2 separate regions of the Homo sapiens genome follow, and region 2 is linked to region 1. Evidence: chromatin loops called from intact Hi-C (ENCODE). Cell type or tissue: heart right ventricle. All regions are shown on one strand. Links, peaks and the distances in the headings refer to the core of each region. The heading gives the core; the rest is flanking DNA.

Evidence for each region. Hi-C counts contacts between places; a loop is a spot of excess contacts. Peaks named below come from ENCODE experiments on the same cell type or tissue, not always from the same donor. Only the 100,000 strongest peaks of a DNase experiment are listed, where the experiment ranks them.
Region 2: it touches region 1 in a loop (7-fold over the local background); 71 of 110 quality-filtered maps call a loop at or near these places.

Annotation. Positions count from the first base shown.
Region 1 is chr1:92,746,801-92,752,185 of GRCh38, forward strand. The region is part of intron 1 of EVI5 (ecotropic viral integration site 5); the gene reads right to left. It also overlaps the pseudogene H3P3. Among named protein-coding and RNA genes, the nearest start is that of EVI5, 36 kb to the right of the region's middle. In heart right ventricle, for the core only: a CTCF peak has its summit at 2,399 (motif pointing right); no DNase peak of the experiment used is centred there; H3K27ac peaks cover 459 bases.
Region 2 is chr1:92,816,130-92,821,514 of GRCh38, forward strand. No RefSeq gene overlaps it. Among named protein-coding and RNA genes, the nearest start is that of RPL5, 13 kb to the right of the region's middle. In heart right ventricle, for the core only: a CTCF peak has its summit at 2,421; no DNase peak of the experiment used is centred there.

The DNA.
Region 1 (5,385 bases), core at 184-5,183:
GCGGGAGGATCACTTGAGCCTGAGGTCAAGGCTGCAGTGAACTGTGATCATACCACTGCTCTCCAGCCTGGGCAACAGAGCAAGACTCTGGTTCAAAAAAAAAAAAAAAGTTTTTTTAAAAAAGAAGTATAAGTGAGCAAAACAACCATATATTATTATATATTGTTACCCAATACAAGTAACGGGGGAAAAGCTATAGAATAATTTTTATGACACATTTGTAAAAGTCTGTATTTCCCAAAGATGGCCTATATAGTCCACAGGTTCCACATCCGCAGGTTCTGAACCAACCATGCATCACAAATATTCAAAATATAATAATACAATTAAAAATAATACAGATTTTTTTTAAAACAGTACTGTATAACAACTACTTACACAGCATTTACATTGTATTAGGTATCATAAGTAATCTAGAAATGATTTTAAAGTATACAGGAAGATGTGTGTATATTATATACAAATACTGCACTATTTTATATATGGGATTTAAGCATCCATGGTAGTATGAGGGCAGTGATCTTGGAACCAATCCCCTGCAGATGCAGCAAGAAAACTAATTGTTATCTTAGTTTCCTAGTACTGCTGTTACAAAGTACCACAAACTGGGTGGCTTAAAACAACAGAAATAAGCCGGGTGTGGTGGCTCATGCCTGTAATCCCAGCACTGTGGGAGGCCGAGGTAGGTGGATCACTTGAGATCAGGAGTTTGAGACTAGCCTGGCCAATATGACAAAACTCCGTCTCTACCAAAAATACAAAAATTAGCCGGGAGTGATGTTGGGTGCCTGTAGTCCCAGCTACTTGAGAGGCTGAGACAGGAGAATTGTTTGAACCCGGAAGGCGGAGGTTGCAGTGAGCTGAGATCACGCCACTGCACTCCAGCCTGGGTGACAGAGCCAGACTCCATCTCACCAAAAAAAAAAACAAAAAAAAAAACCACCCAGAAATGTATTGTCTCACAGTTCTGGAGGCTAGAAGTCCAAAACCAAGTTGTCAGCAGGGTCATTCTCCCTCTAAAACTTGTAGGGAGAATCTTCCCTTGCCTCTTCCTAGCTTTGGGTGGTTTGCCAGTAATGACCAGCATTTCTTGGTTTGCAGTTGCAGCACTTCAAGCACTTGGATCTCAGCCTCCATGATCACATGACATTCTCCCCTCCAGTGACTGTATCTTCCCTAATTACATTTACAACAACCCTGTTTCCAAATAAAGTCACATTCTGAGGTACAAGGGTACTGTGATAGCTGGACTTCAACATATCTTTTTGAAGGACACAATCCAATCTGTAACACGGCCACATTTCCTATCTCACATCTTCCCATAGAGTGGTGAAGTCCACATCCCCTCCCCTTGAGCCCAAGCAAAGCTCGCTGACTGCTTCAACCAAAAGTGGGTACCAAAAGTTATTACTGAGCTTAACTCTTGGAATCTGGCTACCATGCTTTCAAGAAGCCCAAACTAGCCCACGCAGAGACCACATGGAGAGTACAGGCATTCTCACTAACAGTCCAGCTGAGGTTCCAGCCTCAACCACCAGGCACAAATGTGAACATACCCCCAACTGATTCTAGGCCCTAAGTGAAGAGTCAGCCCCAGACTCTAAGTCTTCCCAGCTGAGACCAAAGACGTGAAGCAGAGACAAGTCCTCTTCATAATCCTCTGTCTAAATTCCTGACCCACAGAATCTAAGCACATACTAAAATGATTATTTGAAGCCATTAAGTTTCATGGTGGTTTGTTACACCGCTACAGTAACTGGAACAATATCACATTATCCCACAAAACAAAATTAAAATATTTAACAGTGCTTGAAATAAAACCAAGAAACTAAAAGTATAGAGTATCAGTAAAGACAGCATACCAGACTTATTTTTATTTTGGGGAGACAGAGGCTTCAAATAATTGAGAAAAAAACATCTTTTCACTTGTCTATAGTGTGCTATGAGTAGGTACAAGTACACTAAGAAAATATAAATACATATTGGCCAGTCACGGTGGCTCATGGTTGTAATCCCAGCACTCTGGGAGGCCGATGCGGGCAGATCACCTGAGGTCGGGAGTTTGACACCAGCCTGACCAACAGAAGAAACCCCATCTCTACTAAAAATACAAAAATTAGCTGGGCGTGGTGGCGTATATGTGTAATCCCAGCTACTTGGGAGGCTGAGGCAGGAGAATCACTTGAACCTGGGAGGCAGAGGTTGCGGTGAGCCGAGATCGTGCCATTGCACTCTAGCCTGGGCAACAAGAGCGAAACTCTGTCTCAAAAAAAAAAAAAAAAAAAGAAAAAGAAAACCTTCATAGCTACTTTATTCTTAATAGCCAAATAGATAGGAGATAGGACAAATAAATTGTATTATAGTCATGATGATAAGGCTTCTTCACTCCTCCAGTAGAGGGCACACTCTTGCAAGCAGCTTTTGTAGCCAGTTGCTTCCTGGGTGTTTTACCACTGGTGCATCTGCTGGCAGTTAGCTTTGTACCAGCCATGGTATAGAGCTCTCCTTACTTAACCTCCTCCTTCAGCTGGAGCTCCTAATTTTTAACTTCTTAAAAGGCAACCATTCTACAATATGAACATATAAGCCTGGGCATTCAGAAGCTTTTAATATGGATACTCTAGCACATCTTTAATAATATATACAAAGTTCAGTTTCATCTACTATTTAATTTTCCAACAGGAGAGACTGCCTTGAATACCTCTATATCCCCAGTATCAAAGACCTTGTCTATCATAAACCAGATGCTCAATAAATGTCTCTGTGGAATAAAGGGTAATTTCTACATATATATATAGTATCTATAAATATATGTAAATAAATATATACACCTAGTTAAGCAGGAGAGTACTAACTACTGAATATGAGTATTCACTTAATTAGCCAAATCATGCTAACTTCAGACAAGGAAAAACTCCCTCCCCATTTAGAGCACAGAAAGTGTTATAAAATAATGTACTTTGCCAAGCATTCGAAGAGTCACTAAAATGTAGATCCAACCTTATCACACATAATCTACATCCTGCTAAAAGGGGGCCCACAGCCTCAGATTTCCAAATATCCATACTAATTCATGTTCACATAACTGCTCTCTAAGTCTCTTAAAATGCTCAATCAAGCCACCAAAGTTGACACAGATGAAAATAAGCTCACCACTCAAAAATATAACTCACACAAGAGACAAAACTCAATAAATGACAGCTGAGCATAGAATTAGACCCACAAGCACTTCAACTATTGGAATTATCAAATACAGAATATATAACTACTTTTAAAATGCTTAAAGCAATAAAAGAATTTTTTAAATGAGCAAGGAATAGGATACAAACAAAGATCATGCAAATTTTTGAAGTATCCAAGTGGAACTTATAGAAATAAAAAATTTAATAAATGAAATAGGAAAAAAAGGGAGGTGAGATGTGGGGAAGACAGAGGGATAGAGAATTAAACAGACATAAACAGAAAATCAATGAACTAGAAGAGCCGAAGACATTAACTCAGAAGGCAGCACAGATACAAATCAATACTTAAGAGGTTTATTTTAATACAAAACCAAATAAAAAATGGTATTTGCTTTACCAAACTAAGTCATCTTTCATATAACAAGATAATGAATACATGAAAACATAAAAATAAATCAAGAATCAAAACTAAAACTAACACTTTCACGAACACGCTGAAAAACACCACAATCATCACACTACACTATACTCTTTAGACATTTTAGGGGTCACAAACTCCTTTGAGAAATTCATGCACATATGAACAAAATTTTGCAAATAATTTTTGAACTTTCCTATCATCCCCAGATCCAGAAGTAGAATTCCTGACCCTCCTTTGGCTATAATAAATGTCTACCCCGTTGCCTTTTTCCCCTTACTTTTAATTTTTACCACTTACATGAGGTTATGACCAGAAAAAAAAAAGTAATATTTTATCTGTTGACTTCTTCCTGTGAAAAAGGTCAATTAGTTCTTTCCCCATCATCCATATCATCAACCTTGCCCACCATAACATACAAACACTTCATACATTCCATTATCCCTATGTAATTAAAACATATTTTTGGGCCGGGTGCGGTGGCTCACGCCTGTAATCCCAGCACTTTGGGAGGCCGAGGCGGGCGGATCATGAGGTCAGGAGATCGAGACCATCCTGGCTAACACGGTAAAACCCCGTTTCTACTAAAAATACAAAAAATTAGCCAGGCATGGTGGCGGGCACCTGTAGTCCCAGCTACTCAGGAGGCTGAGGCAGGAGAATGGCATGAACCCGGGAGGCAGAGCTGGCAATGAGCCAAGATCGCACCACTGCACTGTAGCCTGAGCGACAGAACAAGACTCCCTCTCAAAAAAAATAAAAATAAATAAAAAACATATTTTTGGTTACACCAATATTCAGTGTATGCATTAACATGACTATGTAACTTTAGTCACAGTTGTTCTATGAGGTATACTGTGATTACTTTTACTTTCTTGGACCAATTTTTTACTTTCCCTGGAGTTAATAAATGTCTAATTGTTTAGCTTTATTTGTACTTATAAATTCACCCCCAATTCATCCAATTATATAAATCTCCTCAACATATTCGAGCATATCACATGTGCTATCAATCTTATATTTTTGTACAAGTCCTTTCTGCAACCTTCTGACTTGCTCCATTCTGGACTAGTTGCTCTACACCTGGTACACAACTGTGATCCCAGGTATTCCTTTCACCTCACTTGGGTTGGATCATTTGTTTCCTAAACACTATGTCTTCCCTTTGCTCAAAACACTCTTATTTTGGTGGAGTACCTCCTCTACTACCTTCCTGAAAGGGGTTGCATGAGAGGTGAGTTTGAGACACTGCATATGTGAAAATGCTTTTTCTACTGTTACACTTGAAAATGACTGCACTATAAACTCTTAGATTACAAATAATTTTCCCAACCGGGCACAGTGGCTCCCGTCTGTAATCTCAGCACTTTGGGAAGCCAAGGTGGGTGGATCATCTGGCTCAGGAGTTCGAAACCAGCCTAGGCAACATGGTGAAACCCCATCTCTACTAAAAACACAAAAAATTAGCCGGGCATGGTGGTGCACGCCTATAATAATTACAACTACTTGGGAGGCTGAGGCAGGAGAGTTGCTTGAACCCAGGGGGCGGAGGTAGCAGTGAGCCAAGATCACGCCACTGCACTCAAGCCTGGGCGACAGAGAGACACCCTGTCTTAAAAAAATAATAATTTTCCCTTATACTTAAGATATTGCCCTCTATTGTCTTTTGCTTCCAGTATTCTTGTTGAAGAGCCTGTAACTACTCTAATTTTATTAACTAACCCATTTTTCCTTTACCTCTGGGAACTTCTCTATCTTCTCCTTAGCCCCTTAGTTGTGAAAATT
Region 2 (5,385 bases), core at 294-5,293, 69 kb after region 1:
AGTGATCTGCCTGCCTTGGCCTCCCAAAGAGCTGGGACCACAGGCATGAGTCACTGTGCCTGGCTACCAATTCTTATTATATGGATTTTAAATTTCCAAATAATAAAGTTAGAAACTAGTTACCCTTCCTTGCGACGTGAATTTTCAGGCCTGAAGATTTGTGTTAGGCAGTGCTTCACCTTCCCAAAATAATTCCCTTTGAGAATTATTTCAGATGTCAACTAGGGAAGCTCTTTCCCCTCAGAAAAGCAGTTAAATTCCACTCAATCTTTCAGTTTCTGAGGTCTGTAAAATCCAATGTCCTAACCAGGATTCCTGCTAATTCCCAGTGACTTATAATTTCATGATCATTTCTGCCTTCAGCTCATATTTTGGGGCGTGCTGTTTTTGTTCCTCTTTCATTCATGCCAGCCCAGAATTTAGCCCCACATGACTTTTCAAAGGAAATTCATTTCCACCAACATTTTACGGATTTTAGTAGACTTCACTGAAGATAGTGGGATCATGGAGAAGAGTCAATTCATAGAAAGCCATCACGGTGGCTTCACTCTCCTCTCTTTCCTTTCCCCCGTCTCATTCATATGACTTCCTTTCAGAAGCAAAGCAAATTCTTCCCCTGGCTCTGCCCCTGATGGAGACAGGGTCTTGCTATGTTGACCTGGTTTGTTTGTTTGTTTTTTAGAGAGATGAGATCTCACTCTGTCGCCTAGGCTGGAGTGCAGCTGTGTAATCCTCCTACTTCAGCTCCCAAAATGCTAGGATTACAGGTGTGCAAAGCAAATTCTTCGCCTGGCTGTCTGCATAGCAGTTTTTCAAGCCTGATGCTTCAGCAAGTCCTTGAGGCCTCACCCTCCACAGCAGCACCTTATCCAAGTATTTCCTCCAGCAGAGGATTCTAGTAGAAAAAAGAAAAAATATAGCTATTCTATTATAGAAAAAAAAAAGCTTATTTTATTCTGGAAAAGAGGACTTATTCTATATTCTTCAACAAGTGTGTAAATAATGGTGACAGTAAAATTTAAAAAGTCTCATCTAGGAAGTCATGTTAAGTTTCTACTTTTGGTGAATGAAAAATTATTGGTGAATGAAAAATTATTCTAAATTGGGTGGGTTTTAAAGGAAAAAATCATCTAGAGATTTTCTTGCCTGGGCCTTTACTTAATCTATGATGGGGACAACACCAAGGTTTAATGATTACTTCAGCAATAAATGACCAAAGAAAGTACACATGGTGATCTAAAGGCAAACATTCTAGTTTAGTAAGTAAGTTAAAACTATATCCACTTTGCCCATACTAATGCTGATCAGAACCTGTTTTTCCAATGTAAATACTGCAACTACACTGGTTGTGTTACACTTAAAATTGGGCAAAGTTCAAAGAATCTCAATTGCACCTACTCCAGGAAGCCAAGTGTTATGGGTCGTTGCAGATGACCAACCAGGGACAGCTTTAGGATTTTTACACAGCAGGAGCATACAGCAGCTTTCTAGGTGGAGAGGTAGGGTGAGAGAACAGGTCTTGAAGGTGCATGTACATAGCACTTTATAAAAATTGAGAAAATACTAATCGTCTGTATCAATGATGGGGGTGCTAATGAAGACTGTAGGGATACTAAAGCCCATTCTCTCCTTTGGTGCTACCCATGGCCCTGGGGGCTGAAATGGTCTGGAGTCTTTCTGACTTGTTGGTTTCAAACTTGAAGCCATCCAAGAATTGTTTCAGCCCCTTTTGGTATTGAGAATATATAAATTCACTACTACTGATAGCCTCAGACATTCTTGAAAAAAGGAGTCCCCACCCAAGGCTGGTCTTTGTCTCAACCAAAGACTGGCAGCAAGGATTCATGGGTTAAAGAGAGGGGCAAGAATTAGGAGGTAGTGGGTCTAGGAGGTAAAATCAATTTCATAGCTGAAGGAAGAATGGCCATTTATGTATTATAGAGGACAAAATGCAAAAGACAGTTGTGGAACACATACAGGTTATACCATATTTTTGGACCAAACTCAGAAGTGCACATGAATATGACCTGTGTACAATCCATGAGGTCCTGTGCTTACTTCCTGGTTTTAGGATAGCAACACTTTGAATTGCAAAGTCACTTACTGACATCTAATGACCCTGTCATTAGCCGCCTTCTCTCTCTGAGGCATTGCCCCAAACACCCACAAACACACAAACTCAAACTCACCTGCTCCTGCCCCTCTGTTACTGGAAACAGATGAATCTTGGCAAGCTTCTCCCAGGCTTTCACCAATATCCTCCTTCCCTTCCCAAATTTTAGGCCAGTAGCCAGTAGCTGCACCCTTCTTCAGGTATACTTAGATGGAAAGAAGTAGGTCATTTGTTCATTTCCCAATTTTCTTTCTGCCCCTAGAAATACAGCTTCATCTTCTGGCAGCTTGCTGGCCACACTCCTCCTTCTGGTGAGTAGAAGCACTGCAAGCAAGACCAAATTACCCCTAATCCACTGCAAATCTCTATTTGTCAAAACAAAACAAAACAACAACAAAACACCTCAAATAAAACTAGAGGCCAGGCCTGGTGGCTCATGCCTGTAATCCCAGCACCTTAGGAGCCCAAGGACATCATATTACCTGAGGTCAGGAGTTCGAGACCACCCTGGCCAACATGGCGAAACCCCGTCTCTAATAAAAATACACAAAAACTAAGCTGGGAGCAGTGGCTCATGCCTGTAATCCCAGCACTTTGGGAGGCCGAGGTGGGGGGAACACTTGAGGTCAGGAGTTCGAGACCAGCCTGGCCAAAATGGCGAAACTCTGTCTCTACTAAAAATACAAAAAGTAGCTAGGCGTTCTGGTGTGCGCCTGTAGTCCCAGCTACTTGGGAGGCTGAGGCAGGAGAATCGCTTGAACCTGGGAGGCAGAGGTTGCAGTAAGCTGAGATTGTGCCATCGCACTCCAGCCTGGGTGACAGAGCAAGACTCTGTCTCAGAAAAAAAAAAAAGAAAAGAAAGAAAAAACCCACAAAAATTAGCTGGGTTCACGTGATGGCATGTGCCTGTAATCCCAGCTACTTGGGAGGCAGAGGCAGGAGAATCGCTTGAATCCTGGAGGAAAAGATTGCAGTGAGCTGAAATCGCACCACTGCTCTCCAGCCTGCGCAACAGAGTGAGACCCTGTCTAAAAAAAAAAAAAAAAAAAAAACTAGAAGGCCAGGCTCAGTGGCTCACGTCTGTAATCCCAACACTTTGGGAGGCCAAGACAGAAGGAGAACTTGAGCCCAGGAGTTCGGGACCAGCCTGGGCAACATAGCAAGATCCTGTCTCTACAAAAAAATTTAAAAGGCCAGATGCAATGGCTTACACTTTGTAATCCCAACACTTTGGGAGGTGGGAGGATTGCTTGAGTCCAGGAGTTTGAGACCAGCCTGGGCGACATAGCAAGATTCCATCTCTACAAAAAATAAAAAATTAGCTGGGCATGGGGGCATGCATCTGTAGTCCCAACTACTCTGGAGGCTGAGGTGGGAGGATCCCTTGAGCCCAGGAGATCAATGCTGCGGTGAGCTCCGATAGCACCATTACACTACAGCCTGGGTGACAGAGTGAGACCCTATCTCAAAATAAATAAATAAGTGTTATTATTTTAAGCCTCTATATTTTCAAGTAGATTGTTATATACTAACTGATAAATGGAACAACTAAAATAAATGGTGAGAGGTTATAATGTGCCTGCCATAATAGTATACCCATTTCATTTACTCATTAAATTTATTTTATACCAAACTCTGCTATGCATGCTGGGAATACAGCAGTGATTGCAACAGATAATGTCCCTTTCCTGACTTCACAGACTGTTTGGGGTAGGGAGGGTAGATGCACTAAACAAATTAACAAATGTGTAATTCCTAGGTTGTAACAAATGCTGTGGAGAAAAAGCAGGATACAGGGAAGAGAGAGTGATGGGGTATTTTATTTTAGATGTAATGATGAGGGAAGGCCTTCCTGAAAAGAAGACCTAAAGAAGTAAAGCAGCACACCAAATGAATATTTGGTGGCTGACTAGTGAAAGCAGAGGGAGCAGCTAGTACAACGACTCTGAGCTAGGAGTGCGCCTAGAGGCCAGTATTTGGAATGGAATGAGGAAAGGTTGAAAGGAGAAGAGGTGAGGTCAGAGAAACATGTGGAGTCCAGAGCATGTAGGATTTTGTGGGCTGTGATGAGGAATTTGGCCACTGGAGAATTTTGAGCAGAGGAGTAGCATACTCTGACTTGTATTTTTAAAATATCAGTCGGGCTGTGTGGAGAATAACCTGTAGAAGGGCAAAGTTTGAAGCAGAGTGAACTGTTGAAGTTAATGCAATGACCTGGGCAATGATGATGGTAGCTTGGACCAGGGCAGTAGCAGTGGAGGGCATGAGAAATGGTTGGCTATTTTATATATACATATTTTAAAGTGCAGCCACTAGGATATGGATGTGGAACTTGAGAAAAAGAGAATCATCAAGGGTGACTTGGGTTTCTGGTGTTATTTGCTCTTTATCAAGTATTCTTAATGTACTTGTCCTGCCTCTTCCATCGGAGCTCCTGGAGTCATTCGGTGTATTCAAACACTCATCTGATGGCTGTGCTGTCAGTGCTAAGTGCCATTCCGATGACTCCTTTAAGCACAGACTCTCTAAGATGCTGACCCCATGCAGAAACATGAAAATGACTAAGAGCATTATGAGCATCACTTTGAGGTTGTCTATAACAAATATAATTACACCTTTATGTTTGCAATATTTCCTTGAAGAAGTTGGCTTTATTGTCATGTGCTAAGGGAAAAAGCCATAATTTATGTTGTTTCTCCCAAAAACTTGGTGAGCTTTCATGTATATATCTTAGGTCCTCTTTATATGCCCAAATAATTGAAGAGGGAGACAGACATTGGTGTAATTTAACAGGTAGATTCTCAAAAGGATTTATAAAGTTTGTCATTAGTCATATATTTTAAACCTTGATGAACTGGCAAAATAAGACCATGGTCACTTTCAATAATTCCAGAAAAGATGTAGACTCACAATTTTAGTTCTCAGGTAGGATTCTTAGCTTGTAACACACTCCCAAACTCACACACACACACTATATATACGTGTGTATATATATATATATATATATATAGGTGTATATATATATATACACACACACACATATATATACACGTATATATACACACTTATATATATATACACGCGTATATATATACATATATATATACACGCGTATATATATACACATATATATACACGCGTATATATACATGTATATATACACACGTGTATATATATGTGTATATATACATATATATTCGTATATACGTGTATATATACATATATATTCGTATATACGTGTATATATATATATATATACGAATATATATTCG